Regions from separate parts of the Homo sapiens genome. Here region 1 is linked to region 2. A link is a loop called in an ENCODE intact Hi-C map of the cell type or tissue named here. Cell type or tissue: ascending aorta. All regions are shown on one strand. Links, peaks and the distances in the headings refer to the core of each region. The heading gives the core; the rest is flanking DNA.

Region 1 (5,384 bases), core at 238-5,237, 280 kb after region 2:
CAAACTCAAAACTAAAGCTAGGCATATCATCGTCATACAGCTGAATACTAAAATTAAAAAAAAAAAATCCTGAAAACAGCCAGAGAAATATAATTAATCATATATGAGGCAAGAACGATATGATTACTGTCGACTTTTCATCAGCAACACTGAAAGCCAGGAGACGATACAATGACATCTTTAAAAGACCAAAAAGAAAAAACTGTCAAACTGGCAAAATATATCATTCAAAAACAAGGCTGAAAGGCTGAAATAAAAACATTCAGATAAATGAAAGCTCAGAAAATTTTTCAACAGTAGACCTGTCATTTGGACCTACAGGAAGAAATGAAAACACCAAAAATGGTAAATAAATAGTTAAATGCTAAAAACTAGCTTTTTTCTACTTGATTTCCTTAAAAGACAAAAGACTCATATATATCTATATGTAGAGAGAGAGAGCTGTTTTTTTGTTTGCTTGTTTTTGTTTTTGTTTTTGAGACAGAGTTTTGCTCTTGTTACCCAGGCTAGAGTCCAATGGCATGATTTCGGCCATCGCAACCTCCACCTCCCGGGTTCAAGCGACTCTCCTGCCTCAGCCTCCCGAGTAGCTGGGATTACAGGCATGTGCCACCACGCCTGGCTAATTTTGTATTTTTAGTAGAGACAGGGTTCCTCCATGTTGGTCAGCCTGGTCTCGAACTCCCAACCTCAGGTGATCCGCCTGCCTCGGCCTCCCAAAGTGCTCGGATTACAGGCGTGAATCACCGCACCCGGCTGTTTATTTTTGTTTTTAAGGCCAGTAGAGTAGGATAAAAGAAATTTATCTGGGCCAGGTATGGTGGCTCAGCCTGCAATCCCTGCACTCTGGGAGGCTGAGGCGGCAGATTGCTTGAGCCCAGGAGTTTGAGACCAGCCTGGGCGACATGGCAAAACCCCATCTCTACAAAAAAATAGAAAAATTAGGTGGGCATAGTGACACATGCCTGTAGTTGGGCACTTGGGATGCTGAGATGGAAGGATTACTTGAGCTCAAGAGGCTGAAGCTGCAGGTAGCCACAATCACACTACTGCACTCCAGCCTGGGCAACAGAGAGTGAGACCCTATATCAAAAAAAAAAAAGAAAAAATTTGTCTGAACATGGGTCAGCTGGTGTTTAAAAAAAATTTTTAATATTAAAAAAGAAATCTGTAATCAGTTGTGATCATTTAGTTGTAAACACCAGTGCACTTGGACCAGCTGCCTCATTAAACTATTATAAAATAAGTTCACTGTAAGGTGAATTTAAAAATATATAGGGCTAAGTGCAGTGTCTCATGCCTGTAACGCCAGCACTTTGAGAGGCTGAAGCAGGAGGATTGCTTGAGCCTAGGAATTTGAGACAAACCTAGGCAACACAGTAAGACCTCTTCTCTACAAAAAATAAAAAATTTAGTCAAGCACAGTAGCGCACACCTGTGGTCCAGGAGGCTGAGGCAGGAGGATTGCTTGAGCCCAGGAGGTCATGGCGGCAGTGAGCTATGGTTGCACCGCTGCACTCCAGCCCGAGCAACAAAGACCCTGTCTCGAAAGAAAAAAAAAGAAAAGGAAAGGAAAAAGAGGCTGGGCTCGGTGGCTCATGCCTATAATCCCCGCACTTTGGGAGGCTGAGGTAGGCAGACCACTTGAAGTAAGGAAGTTTGAGACGAGCCTGGCCAACATAGCAAAACCCCATCTCTACTTAAAAAAAAAAAAAGGTGGGGGGGCCGGGCACGATGGCTCACGCCTGTAATTCCCAGCACTTTGGGAGGCCGAGGTGGGCAGATCACGAGGTCAAGAGATCAAGACCATCCTGGCTAACAGGGTGAAACCCCGTCTCTACTAAAAATACGAAAAATTAGCCAGGCGTGGTGGCGGGCGCCTGTAGTCCCAGCTACTCGGAAGGCTGAGGCAGGAGAATGGTGTGAACCCGGGAGGCGGAGCTTGCAGTGAGCCTAGACCGCGCCACTGCACTCCAGCCTGGGTGACAGAGCGAGACTCCATCTCAAAAAAAAGAAAATTAGCTGGGCGTGGTGGCACGCGCCTGTAATTCCAAGCTACTCAGGAGGCTGAAGCAGGAGAAGGGCTTGAACCTGGAAAGCAGAGGATGCAGTGAACTGAGATCGTGCCACTGCACTCCAGCCTGGATGACAGAGCGAGACTCTGTCTAAAAAAAAAGGGAAAAAAAAGTCAAAGCTGGCCATGTTATTTGGGGCTATGGAAAAAACAAACAAATAAAAGGCTGAGATTTTCAGGAGCTTCGTGGTTGGTGAATGCAACCACGTGCTGGGAGGTCAGTGCACCCCAACTCCTCCAGCAGAAGTGCCTGCATTCAAGACCCTTCCAGACCGTACTCTATGAATCTCTTCATCTGTATCCCTTATAATATCCTTTATAATAAACCAATAAACAGCTGGTTCAGTGTGCTGAACTTTGCTAGCAGCTGAGAAAGGAAGCTAGAAAGAGGCAAGCTCCTGATGCAAAGGTTGGCGTGCAGCATAATTTAGGCCTTAGAGAAGCTGGGGTTTTAACACTTCACAAGATGTGTTTTCTCAAAGCTGCCAGTTCTTTTAGAACTCATCAAATTAGGCTGCTCCAACCAGCTTTACAGGGAATGGATTTAAGGCAAATCTTGTGTTTAAAGAGATTTAGAGGAAGCCTGAAGAGGAAAGTGGACAGATTGTGAAGAAAATCCGTGGTATTTTTGCCTTTAAGGTGAAGAATGAATGGCCTAGGGGGTAAAGAAGCCACCTAGTGGTGGAGGTAAAGAACACAAAGGATCAGTGCTTTCTAACTCTAACTCAGATGAGAAAGCTGACCACACAATCACAAAGACTGACTAGGATTTACTGGCTTTAGTGATTGAAGTGGTAAAATGAATCCTCAGTTCTCCTTCTTTCAAGGCAAAGGGAAAATCACTGGCAATATGAAGTTACAAAGTTTTCAGCTTCAGCCGAGCAAAGGTAAGCTGCGAGGAACTCCCTTTGGCTACTTTTGAAAATCAAGATATCTCATCTCACAGATAGGAATTCATACAATTTCATTGTCAGAATTTAGGCTGAAACTACACATTGAAAAATAACATGAGATAGATTTGTTTTAAAAGGTGTGACCAATCCTGGTTTTCCTAACCTCTGGGTGAATACAGCCTGATAATGAACTACTGCTTTGCTGAACTGGAAACAACTGTGCATTACAAAGTTAATACGTTATTTATGGCCTGGAGTAAAACTGAGTTTCAGAATAAAATTAGGAACAGCAAAATACAAAAAAAGTACATAAACAAAAGCTCCCATTTTGCTTATGAAGTGCACTGAAGGGCCAGGCACAGTGGCTCATGCCTGTAATCCCAACACTTTGGGAGGGCAAGGCAAGAGGATCACTTGAGTCAAGGAGTTCGAAACCAACCTGGGCAACACAGTGAGACTTAGTCTCTACAAAAAAATTTTTTTAATTAGCTGGGCATAGTGGCATGTGCCTGTAGTCCCAGCTACCTAGGAAGCCGAGGTGGGAGGATCATTTGAGCCCAGCAGGTAAGAGGCTGCAGTGAGCCAGGACAGAGGCTGCAGTGAGCCGTAATCATGCCCATGTACTCCACACTGTGTAACAGAGCGAGGCTCTGTCTCAAAAAAAAAATTAAAATAAAGTACATTTAAGGATTATTCTGCTGAAGATGTAATTTAAGAGTTCCCTGGATGAACTAGAGAAGAAAAAGACTACCAATAGCTGGCAAGTAATTAGTGTTATGCATTTAATAACCTTAATCAGTAATAATTAATAATTCTTAAAATTTTATACTGGGGGCCAGGCATGGTGGCTCACGCCTGTAATCCCAGCACTTTGGGAGGCCAAGGAGGGTGGATCATATATTTTTTTTTTTTTCAGACAGAGTCTTGCTCTGTTGCCTACGCTGGAGTGCAGTGATGCAATTTCGGTTCACTGCAACCTCTCCCTCCCGGGTTCAAGCAATTCTCTTGCCTTAGCCTCCCGAGTAGCTAGGACTACAAGTGCCTGCCACCACACCTGGCTAATTTTTGTATTTTAATAGGATCGGGGTTTCATCATGTTGGCCAGGCTGGTCTTGGACTCCACACCTCAAGTGACCCACCCCCCTCAGCCTCCTAAAGTGCTAGGATTACAGGCGTGAGTCACCACGCCTGGCCAACCTCAGGAGTCAGAGACCCACCTGAGCAACCTGATGAAAACTCATCTGTACAAAAAAATACAAAAATTAGCTGGGCATAGTGGTGTTAGTGGTGTGCACCTATAGTCCCAACTTCTTGGGAGGCTAAGGCAGGGGATTGCTTGAGCCTGGGAGGTGGAGTTTGCAGTCAGCCAAGATCATGCCATTGCACTCCAGCCTGGACAACAGAGCAAGACTGTCTCAAAAAAAAAAAAAATCAAAATTTGTGGGACACAGCTCTAGTGATGCTTAAAAGGAAATGTACAGGCCAGGCACGGTGGCTCATGCCTGTAATCTTAGCACTTTGGGAGGCTGAGGCAGGAGGATCACGAGGTCAGGAGATCGAGACCACCCTGGCTAACATGGTGAAACCCCATCTCTACTAAAAATACAAAAAAATTAGCTGGGCATGGTGGTGGGCGCCTGTAGTCCCAGCTACTCGGGAGGCTGAGGCAGGAGAATGGCATGAACCCGGGAGGCGGAGCTTGCAGTGAGCCGAGATCCGCCACTGCACTCCAGCCTGGGCGACAGAGCAAGACTCTGTGTCAAAAAAAACGAAATGTATAGCTTTAAATGTCTACTTTAAAAAAGAAGGCTTTAAAATCAGTGCTCTAAGTTTTCATCTTAAGAAGCTAGAAAAGGGAATTGAACAATGAGAACACATGGACACAGGAAGGGGAACATCACACACCGGGGCCTGTTGTGGGGTGGGGGGAGGGCGGAGGGATAGCATTAGGAGATATACCTAATGTTAAATGACGAGTCAATGGGTGCAGCACACCAACATGGCACATGTACATATATGTAACAAATCTGCACGTTGTGCACATGTACCCTAAAACTTAAAGTATAATAAATAAATAAAGAAGCTAGAAAAACAAACACAAAGTAAATGGAAGGAAGTGCTAAACAGTAACAAAAAAAAATCAATAAAAACACACCAACAATTGGAAACCTAAAACTTACATTAAGAAGCCAGGCGCAGTGGCTCACGCCCATAATTCCAGCACTTTGGGAGGCCGAGGCAGGCGGATCACAAGGTCAGGAGATAGGATCATCCTGGCTAACACAGTGAAACTCCGTCTCAACTAAAAATACAAAAAATTAGCTGGGCGTGGTGGCGGGTGCCTGTAGTCCCAGCTACTCGGGAGGCTGAGGCAGGAGAAGGGCATGAACCCAGGAGGCGGAGCTTGCAGTGAGCCC
Region 2 (5,384 bases), core at 157-5,156:
ATCCCAGGGATGAAGCCCACTTGATCATGGTGGATAAGCTTTTTGATGTGTTGCTGGATTCGGTTTGCCAGTATTTTATTGAGGATTTTTGCATCGATGTTCATCAAGGCTATTGGTCTAAAATTCTCTTTTTTGGTTGTGTCTCTGCCAGGCTTTGGTATCAGGATGATGCTGGCCTCATAAAATGAGTTAGGGAGGATTCCCTCTTTTTCTATTGATTGGAATAGTTTCAGAAGGAATGGTACCAGCTCCTCTTTGTACCTCTGGTAGAATTCGGCTGTGAATCCATCTGGTCCTGGACTTTTTTTGGTTGGTAAGCTATTGATTATTGCCTGAATTTCAGAGCCTGTTATTGGTCTATTCAGAGATTCAACTTCTTCCTGGTTTAGTCTTGGGAGGATGTATGTGTCGAGGAATTTATCCATTTCTTCTAGATTTTCTAGTTTATTTGCATAGAGGTGTTTGTAGTATTCTCTGATGGTAGTTTGTATTTCTGTGGGATCGGTGGTAATATCCCCTTTATCATTTTTTATTGTATCTATTTGATTCTTCTCTCTTTTCTTCTTTATTAGTCTTGCTAGCGGTCTATCAATTTTGTTGATCCTTTCAAAAAACCAGCTCCTGGATTCATTAATTTTTTGAAGGGTTTTTTGTGTCTCTATTTCCTTCAGTTCTGCTCTGATCTTAGTTATTTCTTGCCTTCTGCTAGCTTTTGAATGTGTTTGCTCTTGCTTTTCTAGTACTGGTACCAAAACAGAGATATAGACCAATGGACAGAATAGACCCCTCAGAAATAATGCCGCATATCTACAACTATCTCATCTTTGACAAACCTGACAAAAACAAGAAATAGGGAAAGGATTCCCTATTTAATAAATGGTGCTGGGAAAACTGGCTAGCCATATGTAGAAAGCTGAAACTGGATCCCTTCCTTACACCTTATACAAAAATCAATTCAAGATGGATTAAAGACTTAAACGTTAGACCTAAAACCATAAAAACCCTAGAAGAAAACCTAGGCAATACCATTCAGGACATAGACATGGGCAAGGACTTCATGTCTAAAACACCAAAAGCAATGGCAACAAAAGCCAAAATTGACAAATGGGATCTAATTAAACTAAAGAGCTTCTGCACAGCAAAAGAAACTACCATCAGAGTGAACAGGCAACCTACAGAATGGGAGAAAATTTTTGCAACCTACTCATCTGACAAAGGGCTAATATCCAGAATCTACAATGAACTAAAACAAATTTACAAGAAAAAAACAAACAACCCCATCAAAAAGTGGGCGAAGGACATGAACAGACACTTCTCAAAAGAAGACGTTTATGCAGCCAAAAAACACATGAAAAAATGCTCATCATCACTGGCCATCAGAGAAATGCAAATCAAAACCACAATTAGATAACATCTCACACCAGTTAGAATGGCGATCATTAAAAAGTCAGGAAACAACAGGTGCTGGAGAGGATGTGGAGAAATAGGAACACTTTTACACTGTTGGTGGGACTGTAAACTAGTTCAACCATTGTGGAAGTCAGTGTGGCGATTCCTCAGGGATCTAGAACTAGAAATACCATTTGACCCAGCCATCCCATTAGTGGGTATATACCCAAAGGATTATAAATCATGCTGCTATAAAGACACATGCACACGTATGTTTATAGCGGCACTATTCACAATAGCAAAGACTTGGAACCAACCTAAATGTCCAACAACGATAGACTGGATTAAGAAAATGTGGCACATATACACCATGGAATACTATGCAGCCATAAAAAATGATGAGTTCATGTCCTTTGCAGGGACATGGATGAAACTGGAAACCATCATTCTCAGCAAACTATCGCAAGGACAAAAAACCAAACACCTCATGTTCTCACTCATAGGTGGGAATTGAACAATGAGAACACATGGACACAGGAAGGGGAACATCACACACCAGGGACTGTTATGGGGTGGGGTGAGAGGGGAGGGATAGCATTAGGAGATATACCTAATGCTAAATGACGAGTTAATGGGTGCAGCACACCAACATGGCACATGTATACATATGTAACAAACCTGCACGTTGTGCACATGTACCCTAGAACTTAAAGTATAATAATAATAAAATTTAAAAAAAAAAGATGGGCAAAGGACCTGAGAAGACATTTCTCAAAAAAAAAAAAAAAAAAAGACATACAAATGGCCAGCAGGTATATTTTACAATGCTCACTTCACTCACTAATCATCAGGGAAAGGCAAATCAAACCCACAGTGAGATACCATCTCACATCTGTTAGAATGTTTATTATCAAATATATGAAATATAACAAGTGTTGGTAAGAATGTGATGAAAAGGGAACCCTTGTACACTGTTGGTGAGAATGTAAATTAGTATAACCATCATGGAAAACCGTATTGAGCTTCCTCAAATATTAAAAATAGAACTACCACATGATCCAGCAATCCCACTACTGGGTGTACATCCAAAGGAAGTGAAATCAGTATGTCTCAGAGACATCTGCATTTCCATGTTCATTGCAGCACTATTTACAATAGCCAAGTTAAGGAATCAACCTCAGTGTTCACCAGTGGATGAATGGGTGAAGAAAATGTGGTATATATACACAATAGAACATGATTCTGCTTTGAAAAGAAGAAAATCTTGTCATTTGTAACAACATGGATCAACCTGAAAGACATTATGCTAAGTGGAATAAGCCAGGCCCAGAAAGACAAATACTGCATGAGAGGTTCCATTTATATGTGGAATCTCAAAAAGTAGAACTCATGGAAGTAGAGAGTAGAATGGTGGTTGCCAGGGGCTGGAGGGCAGGGAAGTGGGGGTCTGTCTGGGGACACACAAAGTTTCAGTTAGATAAGAGGAATAAGCTCAAGAGATCTATTGCACATCATGTTGACTATAGTTAATAATAATATATTGCATATTTGAAGTTTGCTAAGAGAGTAGAGTTTAAGTTTTCAGCACAAAAAAAAATGCTAAGCATGTGAGGTACTGCATACGTTAATCTACTTGATTCAGCTATACCATAATGTTTACGTATATCAAGACATCATGTTATACACCATAAGCATATACAAGTTTTATTTGTCAATTTAGAAAATAAAAAATCACAGCTGAAACACCTATATGGCTTGGGTAGATCCTGTCCCTGACTGCGGTGTTCTCTTTCTGCTGCAGAGGGCAGTGGAAGACCAGTCTCTTCGGTGCCTGGCCTCAGCATTTTAGAGCAGGACTACTCAGAACTGCGTCAAGGCCAGCGTTCAACGTGACAACTCTTTCTTCCACGGCAGGTTCATCGTGAGGTTAAAGACCCATGACCCCAGAGACTGGGCCTGTTTCCCTGCTCTTCCCATATGAATCAGACATTAAAAGCAAGAGCTGCTAAAATAAAAATGATTAAGCCCTGCCAAGTCTGTGATTCTGGAAGTGGTGAATATGACGTTTCTTAGGGGTGGGGGTTCTGGGGATACGTCTACAAGTAAGTCCTCTTCCTGTCTGTGGCACAGCCTTCTTCACACCCAAGAGGGGCACCTTTATTCCTTTCCACACACACAAGATTTTAACCGTAGCTGCTTTCCTTAGAATAATGCCTCTCATGCTAAACAGATTCCTCACTATCGTCTCACTTTCCAGCTGAGAACTGGTGGCCCTGCATCCAGAGCAGGCACATGGCTCCAGAACGGCTCTGGACACTGCTGTGGATCCAAGCAGCAACTACCCTCTTGCTGTTGTTACTAGTTGATACTTTGCAGAAATGGCATCAGACCCCTCCTATGGATCTTGACTTTCCTGTTGTTCAGTCGGCAGTGGGTTGCAGATACTTTTCATGCAGCTTTACGAACCTATGGATCTGCCTCATCCTCTGCACCTGTTGTACCCATTCCCTATGTGCTCACATTAAAGTGCTCCCCTGCCAATGAATATTTGGGCTGTTTCTATTCTGGGTTGTTTTTTATTTTTAATTTTTGTAGGTACATAGTGGGTGTATATATTTATGGGGTACATGAGATATTTTGACACAGGCATGCAATGTGTAATAATCACATCATGGTAAATAAGGTATCCATCTCCTCAAACATTTATCCTTTGTGTTACAAACAATCCAATTACACATTTTTAGTTATTTTAATGTAGAATTAAATTATTTTTTACTATAGTCACTCTGTTGTGCTAGAAAATACTAGGTCTTACTCATTCTTTCTATTTTTTGTACCCATTAACCCTCCTCACTTCCTCCACCTCCCCCTACTACTCTTCCCAGTCTCTGGTAACCATCCTACTCCCTAGCTCCATGAGTACAATTGTTTTAATTTTTAGCTCCCACAAATAAATAAGAATATGCAAAGCTTGTCTTTCTGTGCCTGGCTTGTGGTTTTTTGTTTGTTTGTTTGTTTGTTTGTTTTACAGAGTCTCACTCTGTCACCCAGGCTGGAGCGCAGTGGCATGATCTCAGCTCACCGCAACCTCTGCCTCCCAGGTTCAAGCAATTCTCCTGCCTCAGCCTCCTGAGTAGCTGGGATTACAGGTGAGCACCACCACACCTGGCTAATTTTTGTATTTTTAGTAGAGACAGGGTTTCACCATGTTGGCCAGGCTGGTCTCAAACTCCTGGCCTCAAGTGATCTGCCCACCTTAGCCTCCCAAAGGGCTGGGATTACAGGTGTGAGCCACCAGGCCCAGCTGATTGTTTCTAGTTTTTATTATCATAAATAATATTGCACTGAATAGCTGCACATCTGTAAATATTTTGCCACAGTACGTTCTAAGAAGTAAAATTGCTGGACATAAGATATACAACTTTAAAATTTCAATATGATTTTAAGCCTCTCTCCACCTGACCTTGGGCATGATGAGCAGATGGAAAAAGGTCCACAGAGCCCAGCAGCAACATGTCTAGGACACCTCCGCCTGCACAGGGGGCAGAGCCTGTTCCCTTGAGAGTTTCTGAAGTGGGCTCCACAACAGATTTTTAAAAACCCTCAGTGGACAAAAGTCTACTCACGCTGCTTTGGTAGAATTGGACATAGCCAAGGAGCTCATCAGAAAAGGAGCTGCTAGTCACAGGCAGCAACAAACCCACCTCCACACAGGGATCCACTGTGGGGCTGCAATAACTGCTCCTTCTCTGAGTGATACAGGACATTCTGAGGAAGTAGATGTGATACCATCCAGATCCTACAGAAGACATAGGATCAAAAATTTTCTGTCGTTCACTCAAGAAGTGGCTGGTGGATGGGCAGTATGTAATGACACAAGCTCAGTGAGTACAAGCTGAGACATGATGGGAGTCTACGGGTCCCATCTACACAGCTTGATGCAGCTCTTCCAATTAATGGCCAGTGTCTGGCTGAACTATTATAGGTGATAAAAC

What was found. A loop is a pair of places that touch in the nucleus more often than their neighbours do. Peaks named below come from ENCODE experiments on the same cell type or tissue, not always from the same donor. Only the 100,000 strongest peaks of a DNase experiment are listed, where the experiment ranks them.
Region 1: a loop joins it to region 2, with 6 times the contacts of the local background. A loop is called at or near these places in 33 of 110 quality-filtered maps.

What each region holds. Positions count from the first base shown.
Region 1 is chr5:71,473,343-71,478,726 of GRCh38, reverse strand. The region is part of intron 7 of BDP1 (BDP1 general transcription factor IIIB subunit); the gene reads right to left. It also overlaps the pseudogene LOC100419852. Among named protein-coding and RNA genes, the nearest start is that of BDP1, 20 kb to the right of the region's middle. In ascending aorta, for the core only: a CTCF peak has its summit at 2,759 (motif pointing left); no DNase peak of the experiment used is centred there.
Region 2 is chr5:71,755,934-71,761,317 of GRCh38, reverse strand. It overlaps the pseudogene LOC100422013. Among named protein-coding and RNA genes, the nearest start is that of CARTPT, 39 kb to the right of the region's middle. In ascending aorta, for the core only: a CTCF peak has its summit at 3,178 (motif pointing right); a DNase peak (open chromatin) is centred at 3,257; H3K4me3 peaks cover 870 bases; H3K27ac peaks cover 638 bases.